Regions from separate parts of the Homo sapiens genome. Here region 1 is linked to region 2. A link is an interaction called in ENCODE POLR2A ChIA-PET data of the cell type or tissue named here. Cell type or tissue: K562. All regions are shown on one strand. Links, peaks and the distances in the headings refer to the core of each region. The heading gives the core; the rest is flanking DNA. Region 1 has its middle 21 kb from the start of SPTSSA. Region 2 overlaps LOC102724945 (a long non-coding RNA gene).

The links. Peaks named below come from ENCODE experiments on the same cell type or tissue, not always from the same donor. Only the 100,000 strongest peaks of a DNase experiment are listed, where the experiment ranks them.
Region 1: POLR2A ChIA-PET joins it to region 2 with 5 read pairs; 2 of 35 experiments call an interaction of 5 or more read pairs at or near these places.

The regions. Positions count from the first base shown.
Region 1 is chr14:34,480,967-34,485,367 of GRCh38, forward strand. No RefSeq gene overlaps it. Among named protein-coding and RNA genes, the nearest start is that of SPTSSA, 21 kb to the left of the region's middle. In K562, for the core only: no CTCF peak of the experiment used is centred there; no DNase peak of the experiment used is centred there.
Region 2 is chr14:34,002,049-34,006,449 of GRCh38, forward strand. All of the region lies in intron 5 of LOC102724945 (a long non-coding RNA gene), which reads right to left. Among named protein-coding and RNA genes, the nearest start is that of EGLN3-AS1, 36 kb to the right of the region's middle. In K562, for the core only: no CTCF peak of the experiment used is centred there; a DNase peak (open chromatin) is centred at 1,753.

The sequences.
Region 1 (4,401 bases), core at 202-4,201, 480 kb after region 2:
TTACTATAGGTGGAGGAGGACTTTAATCACTATTAATAAAAGTGTAATTTATTGCAAATTGCCGAAAGAGTGTGATTTGGCAACCTATATAAGAACCAGAAATTTCACTTCTGAGAATTTGCCCTAAGGCAATAAATCCATCCTGGTGACCAAAAGCACATAAACATTGTTTATGGAACCCAGGATGTGGCTGCAGACTGACTGGGGTTCCACCTTGCACCAACCTCAACACGCAACCTCACCCCTTCAGGGGATTCCACCAGGAACCCAGTCACAGTGAGGATGCAGGGATTTTTGCAGCTGTGCCGAGGTAGGCAGAAACACAGGTGGGACATCACATCTCTCAGTGGCATTTCCCTGGAAAATCCTCTAAAGATCTGCCTTTTCAGCCTCCAGCTCTCCTCTGACCCACCCTGAGGCCCCTCCAAACCCTTATTATTCAGAAAATCAGGTGGCCAGTCTTGAAAATCCAGCCCCAGAGGTTGGCATCTGCTCCACAGGCAGGGTTTATCAGACCAGATTATTTCTGCCCAAGAGGCAGGATTGTCATATTAACTGCTGACAACATAAAAATGTCTCTGTGTTAATACATTTATAATAGCAAAAAAATAGGCCACAAGTATAAATGTACAGTATAGGGGATTACATAAATTATGATACATTCATACAATGGACAAACTTTTGAAAAGAATGAGTTGGCCGGGTGCGGTGGCTCATGCCTGTAATCCCAGCACTTTGGGAGGCCGAGGTGGGCAGATTAGGAAGTCAGGAGATCGAGACCATCCTGCCTAACATGGTGAAACCCCATCTCTACTAAAAATACAAAAAATTAGCTGGGTGTGGTGGCACGCATCTGTAGTCCCAGCTACTTCGGAGGCTGAGGCAGGAGAATCACTTGAACACAGGAGGTGGAGGTTGCAGTGAGCCGAGATCGCGCCACTGTACTCCAGCCTGGGCAACAAAGCGAGACTCCATCTCGAGAAAAAAAAAAAAAGAACAGAATGAGTTGGGTCCATTTTGGACTAACATGGGATGAGCCAGGTGTGGTGGCATGTGGCTGTAATCCCAGCTACTCAGGAGCCCAAGGTGGAAGGATCACTTGAGGCCCGAAGTTCAAAAGCAGCCTGGACAACATAGTGAGATCCTGTCTCTAAAAAATAAATAAAATAAAATGCAGTGATGTCTAAGAGGTACAGCTGGCTGGGTGCTGTGGCTCATGCCTGTAATCCCAGCACTTTGGGAGGCAGAGGTGGGTAGATCACCTGAGGTCAGGAGTTCAAGACCAGCCTGGCCAATATGACGAAACCCTGTCTCTACTAAAAATACAAAAAAATTAGCTAGGCGTGGTGGTGCATGCCTGTAGTCCTAGCTACTCAGGAGACTGAGGCAGGAAAATCACTTGAATCCAGGAGGCAGAGGTTGCAGTGAGCCAAGATTGCGCCATTGCACCCCAGCCTGGGCAACAAGAGTGAAAAAAAAAAAAAAAAAAAAGAGGTACAGATGAAGGCAACAGACTTGCAGAACAGGATATATGCTATGAACACATTGTCAGTTTTGTGCATTGAGGTACCCCAATGTCTTGAGCAATTCCTGGCATAAAAGAGGTACGCAAGTATTTGTTGAATGGATGAATGTTTGTTAAAAGAAAGATGTAGGAGGCCTAGAATCTTGTCTACCGTTATCTCCAGAGTCTCCCAATGGCTGGGAAATTGCCTAGGGGCCCATAGTGTGTCCTTTAAAAATATGTAACAGGACTGGTGAAGTAGCTTATGCCTGTAATTGCAGCACTTTGGGAGGCTAAGGCAGGAGTATCACTTGAGCCTGGGAGTTCAAAACCAGCCTGGGCAGCATGGGAAGACCCTGTCTCTACATGAAATTTAAAACTTAGCCAGGAGTAGTGTTACGTGCCTGTAATCCCAGGTACTCAGGAGGCTAAGGTGGGAGGATCAATTGAGCCCCCGATGTCGAGGCTACAGTAAGCCATGATTGTGCCACTGCACTCCAGCCTGGATGACAGAGCGAGACCCTATCTCAAAAAGAAAAATAAAAAATACACAATAGTTATCAGCTACTAATCCTGAGGACAGGGATACTGAAGAAAGAAAGAAAAGAGATCACTTTTTACTTTACGTGATGCTATATTGTTTACCTTACATGCATGTAATACTATCGTGAAAATTCATAATAGTAGAGGTTGGGAGCAGAAAGCTTGAAGTTCTGAGAAAAACAAGGGCAAATAAGTATGATATCTTACAATCTGTTATACCTCTAATTGTTCTCATTTTAACTACTTCACTCAAGCCATTTTCTTCTAAACCTCTCTAAGTAACCCAGGAAAAAATAAAAATTAGCATCTGTATGACTGCTTGACCAGGCCTGTTTACATTAACAATCCCTTCAGGTCCACAAGTTTAAATCTTAAGTAACACAGATTTTTGATTGCCTAAAAACCACCATTTCACCAATACAACAATAGCTGGAGCTTTTACCATAGCACAAATTGACATTTGGGTATTGTTCTAAAATGACATGTCCATAGTTCAATAGTTGAGTGAGATTTTGGGTTTTTTTGTTTTGTTTTGTTTTGTTTTTAGACAGGGTCTTGCTCTGTCACTCAGGCTAGAGAGCAATGGTACAATCATAGCTCACTGCAGCCTCCAACTCCTAGGCTCAAGTGATTCTCCCATCCTCACCTCCTGCCTCAGCCTCCCAAATAGCGGGGACTATACAGGTGACCACCACAATCGAGAGTTTTCTTTTTTTCCTTTACGTGGATTGCAGATTTGATGGCAGTAGTAAAAAAAGTCAACACAGGCCAGGTGCGGTGGCTCATGCCTGTAATCCCAGCACTTTGGGAGGCCGAGGTGGGCAGATTACCTGAGGTCAGGAATTCGAGACCAGCCTGACCAACATGGAGAAACCCTGTCTCTACTAAAAATACAAAAATTAATCAGGCGTGGTGGTACATGCCTGTAATCCCAGCTGCTCGGGAGGCTGAGGTAGGAGAATTGCTTGAACCCAGAAGGCAGAGCTTGCAGTGAGCCAAGATTGAGCCATTACACTCCAGTCTGGGCAACTAGAGTGAAACTACGTCTCAAAAAACAAAGTCAACACAAAATAGAGGGAGATTTCCTGGCTCTGCTGCCCCAGTCCGTGCTAGCCCCTGAGCTTCAGCACTGTGACATGTCCTAAATCTCCTTAACTTCCCCATCAATTCCATGAAGAATACCTTAGCTGATCCTCTTACTCATTATCGCTCACTGAGTTACCCCGTGAGGCCAGAAGACAGCCTTGTATATTGTTTCAATATATAACATATATTGTTTCAATATATAACATATTGTTTCAATATATAACATATATTGTTTCAATATATAACATATATTGTTTCAATATATAACATATATTGTTTCAATATATAACATATATTGTTTCAATATATAACATATATTGTTTCAATATATAACATATATTGTTTCAATATATAACATATATTGTTTCAATATATAACATATATTGTTTCAATATATAACATATATTGTTTCAATACATAACATATATTGTTTCAATACATATTATATATTGTTTCAATACATATTATATTGTTTCAATACATAATATATTGTTTCAATACATAATATATTGTTTCAATATACAATATATTGTTTCAATATATAATATATATTGTTTCAATATATTATATACTGTTTCAATATATATTATATACTGTTTCAATATATATTATATATTGTTTCAATATATAATATATAGTTTCAATATATATTATATATTGTTTCAATATATAATATATATTGTTTCAATATGTATTTTCCCCCAAAATCTCCCAAGTGAATCTGATGTTCCAAGGAAGACATGAATCTATCCGGTGGTTTCAAGTCTCCCCAGCACACAAACTGACTTAGAAAACCTGGCCACAGGCCTTTCCCACCTTATCTTCAGCTCTGATTTGATTATCAAAGTTTTCTGGCAATTACAGGACTCCAGGATCTGTAGGCTTCAATCAACAGCTCACACCACCTCCCTAACAAATGGCTGTCCTTATCATTCTTCTGCTCACAAAGCATAAGGGCCCCTATTTTCTTTTCTTTTTTTTTTTAATTTTTTATTTTATTTTATTTCATTTTTTTGAGATGGAGTTTCTGTCTTGTTGCCCAGGCTGGAGTGCAATGGCGCGAACTCAGCTCACTGCAAACTCTGCCTCCTCGGTTCAAGGGATTCTCTTCTCAGCCTCCCGAGTAGCTGCAATTACAGGCATGAACCACCATGCCTGGCTAATTTTGTATTTTTAGTAGAGATGGGGTTTCTCCATGTTGGTCAGGCTGGTCTCGAACTCCTGACCTCAGATGATCCACCCGCCTCAGCCTCCCAAAGTGCTGGGAT
Region 2 (4,401 bases), core at 207-4,206:
GAAGTCAATAGTCTGTTTGGCTCAAAATTTTCATACATCAAAATGGGGGAAGTTTTATAAAGACGTATATATATATGTGTGATAGGCAGAATAATTCCCTCCCCAACTCCGTCCCCGCAAAGATGCCCACATCCTAGTTCCAGGAACTGTGAATATGTTAGGTTACATGGCAAAGGGGAAATTAAAGTTGCAAATGCAGTTAAAATTGCTACATCCATTGACCTTAACATGAGGAGATTATCTTGGATTATCCAGTGAGCCCACTCTAATCACAAGAATCCTTAAAAGTGGAAGAGGGAGGCAGAGGAAGAGAGCTAGAGAAAGAGATACGACTAACGACTATGGGAGTGGGATAAAGAGGTTATATTGCTGGCTTTGACGATGGAGGAAGGGGACCTCAGCAAAGGAGGGCAGGCCACCTCCAAAAGGCGGAAAAGGAAAGGAAACAGATTCTTCTTTAGAGCTTCCAGAGGGAACTCATCCATCCTGCCATCTGGATTTTAGCCCTGTTCAACTTCTGACCTGCAGAACTGCAAGATAATAAATTTGTGTTGTTTTGAGCTACAAAGTTTGTGACAATTTGTTAAAGCAGCAATAAAAAACTAATACAACATATCATAAAATCCTAAATTGAGTAGTATGAGAAAATAAATTAGGAAGCAGAAAGAGAGCAATGCTGGCTATAGTTAAAGAAAATGACAGAGTGAGTGCGGTTTGAGATTGCTGTTTTCACAGCTTGTAGGACAAATGTGGAAAGACAAAAGCTGAGAAAGGATATGTATCAAATCCACAATATCATGAAGGGAGCAGAGATTTTTTTTTTTTTTTTTTTTTTGCTAAACCCCAGATTATCAGAATCAGGAAGCACCTCTCTGAAACTTGAAAGAGGGAGCTTTAGGATGATGGAGAGGAGGGAAACAGAAAGGAAGAGAGTGGGGAAGAAGGAAGCAAGGAAAGAAAAAAAAGAGAGAGACGGGAGGAAGGAACTGCTTTATGCAATTTAAGACCTTTTTATCCTTTAACAGAACAGAAGCTGAAAATATTAAAAGCTTTAAACTTTTCAGATAAATGTAGGGATGCCAGATCCAAAATGAGTTCTGGGAAACCAAAATGTTTGGGGTGAAAATCAATCCTTTGTTGGATAATTTGCTCTCCCCTGGCCTGAGACACTAAATCCTGTCAGAGACAGACCTAGCTTTGAGCGACTTAGAGCTGACACAGTACGGCCATTTTTGTTCTTATCTCTGGTTCAAGGATTCCTTGGAAAATAACAAAGTTGGCTTAAGTGTTCCTCTGCCTCCAATCTATAATGCGCCTGTTTTTCTGGTCTAAAAAAAGCAATCAAGAAAGGTCCTCATGCACTCTTTTAGGGATGAAATTGAAACCTGAGGTCTTGACCAGCTCAGAGCTTCTTTCATGACTGTGGGGGTGTTAGTCACAGTTGTTCTCTTGCTGCACAGATATGTAATTATTCTTCTATAGAAACTCTTTCCCCCTCAGACTATATTCTCTGCTTCCTACTGGAGTGCCTTCCTCTGAGCTATTGAACAGCATTCTACTCTTCAGGATGCTACAAAATAACGGGAGGTGAAGTGATGCCTGTGGAACTTGCCAGGCCTCACTGGTTGTTGCATCCTGCAGCACAACCCACATTTGCACAGATGGAATACGTGGGCTCAGTTTGGATGTGTTGCAGGAGAAAACTGACCCTGCCAGCCCATGAAGCTGGACACTTGGGCGTTGAGGAAGGAAGCATTGGTGGGGGCATTACTGCAACTGTTTTCACAGTTATGGGACGAAACCCAGAGGCCAGATGCTCAGCATTACTCACCCTTGGAGTCTCCTGTGCTGACGTGTGATAATCTCCTAAAAGCCTGTGAGTCCAGTTAACCAGTAAGGTTTGGGAACTGGATATGGTGGACACCTTCTGATCCATAGTTTGACTAGACTCAAAAAAAAAAAAAAAAAAGGAGAACTTAACCTACCAATCTCATCCATTTGCTTTCCCATGGAAATGGTCACAGTGACTATAAAATCAGCTGTAATTCATTTTTAAAGCCAAGTAAGTACCTGTCATGTTTCCTTTTAAAATGATGGACTTAAAAATGTTTTAGGTTCCCAGCAGTTGTTCAAAAGCAGATAGGAACTATAACTGATACACATAGACTGCTAAAATAAAACCATTTTAACCATTAGATAAGGCAGGTCTGCCTCTTTTCACTTAAAGATGTCACTGGACATTTATAAAATTTGGGAAGTGGAGGGCTTCTTTGACCAACATTATTGACCGTCACTCTTACAGGAAGTAACCTTATTAACACCAAAGGAAAACCTTGGAGCTAGTTCAGTACGTACTTTATTTTATTCTATTTTTTTTGAGACAGAGTCTTGCTCTGTCACCCAGGTGGGAGTGCAAGTGGCACAATCTCAGTTCACTGTAGCCTCCACCTCCCAGGTTCAAGTGATTCTCGTGCCTCAGCCTCCCTGGTAGCTGGAATTACAGGCACAAGCCACCACGCCCAGATAATTTTTGTATTTTTAGTAGAGGTGGGGTTTCTCCATGTTGCCCAGGCTGGTCTCAGACTCTTGACCTCAGGTGATCTGCCTGCTGGCCTCCCAAAGTGCTGGGATTACAGGCATGCGCCACCATACCCAGCCTAGCAGGCATTTTAAATGGACTGTGTTATCAATTGAAGGCCAAAAGAGCAGTCGGAAACAAATGACCTTAAAGTGAATTTTCTGCTGTTGAAAAAAAAAGCCTTAGGAATTAGCATCTCTGCCCTGCTATTCCATTGATAGGGATTTCCACCGATATTCAAAGAACTTTGCTTTTTTATCCCTGCCACAATGTTTATTTCTATATCAACCACCAATATATTAGGCAATTTTGTGCATAAGGTCTTTCCTAAAGCTCGGCTCAGTTCTATTAACCTTTATGCAGTAATTTATAGCTAAGGTCTAAATGGCACTGGTGCATGTAAATAGTGTCTGTGGGCTCTGCCGTCATGAGGAAAGCACTGTGCTTAAGTGGCTCCAACACATTTGCTCAGAAAATTGTGGAAGGAACTGCTGCGATCTCTGTAGGAAATTATTTAGTGAAATTCTACAGAAGATTAATGTTGCCTTGTAACAGACTCTTTGTTGTGTTGAGTCTACAAGTTTCAGTGTGGAATCTAAGGCTTTTTTCTTTTCTTTTCTTTTCTTTTTCTTAACATCAGTCTCTGAGCTGCATCTAAAAAGAAGAAATTTTGGAAAACAGAAATCTGAGGGGCTTTCAAATTTCCTTGTGATTTGTCAGCAAGGATGAGTGAATTTGAGAACTCTTTCTACATTTTAATAGTGAATGCGCAGAAAGTAGAGATCCCCTTGGCCAAGTTGATGCCATGGAACAGATTCTTCAAACTTCCTTACAACCTTCCTTTTACCTTTCTCATCCAAAAGCAGTCTCTGTCTCTGACCACTCTGCAGACCTGACTATGCAGACTTATGGAGACCCTACGATATTCACCTGGCCCAGTGAATCCACTGTTCAAAGGTCTTCAGTACAGCCAACAAGAGCTAGAAGGTCAGTGTGGTCAGAGCATGGCAAATGGGGTAGGGAAGTGGAAGATCAGGCTAAACCCCACCCTTGGAAGGGCTTAGGAAGAAAGAGTTGGGTCATCTCAGCTTGTCCCCAGAGCAGCCAACATTCCGAACCAGTGGCCCTTTTCGGGGGTCTCAACCTGGGTGTGCCCTGAACCCTGCCAGACCTGCATTCCTGGGACCTGGCTAGACAACACTGTTCCAAAGTATAAGTGATGTACAGTCAATGAGGAGCATCAACACCGAATACAGTGTGTGGACCTGGCTTGAATCCTCATTTGAATAAACCAACTTTAAGTAGACATTCTTGGGACATTGAGGCAACAGGATTCAGACTAAGCAAAGATGAAATAAAGAAATTACTGTTAATTTGTAGGTTAAAATGGTGTTGTAATTGAGTAAGGAAAGTTCATCATTTTCTGAGTTTTTAAGAGTGAAATGTCATGATATCTATGATTCAAATTAAGTTAATTCAGCAAAATGTACAGGAGACATGGCAAAATGTTACTAATTGTTCTGCTAGGTGATATGTGTGTGGAAGTTATACTATTATTTTTACATTGTTTGGAAATACCCATAATAAAAAGTTTAGAACATAAAAAGGAAAAAAATACCATTAGTTATTAAACTACATACTTAAAGCCAGGGAGGAAGGACTGAGGGTTTGTAACCAAAGAAGTAAAAACGAGGTGCTTTTTTGTGAACAGAGGCAGCTTTCCTCCATCATTTTCTGCCTGAGGCACTGGTTTCTAGTCATTAATTTATTAAACATTAGTTAGAAACTACTTGGAGTGAGCCCCTAGGGGAGATAAAAAAATG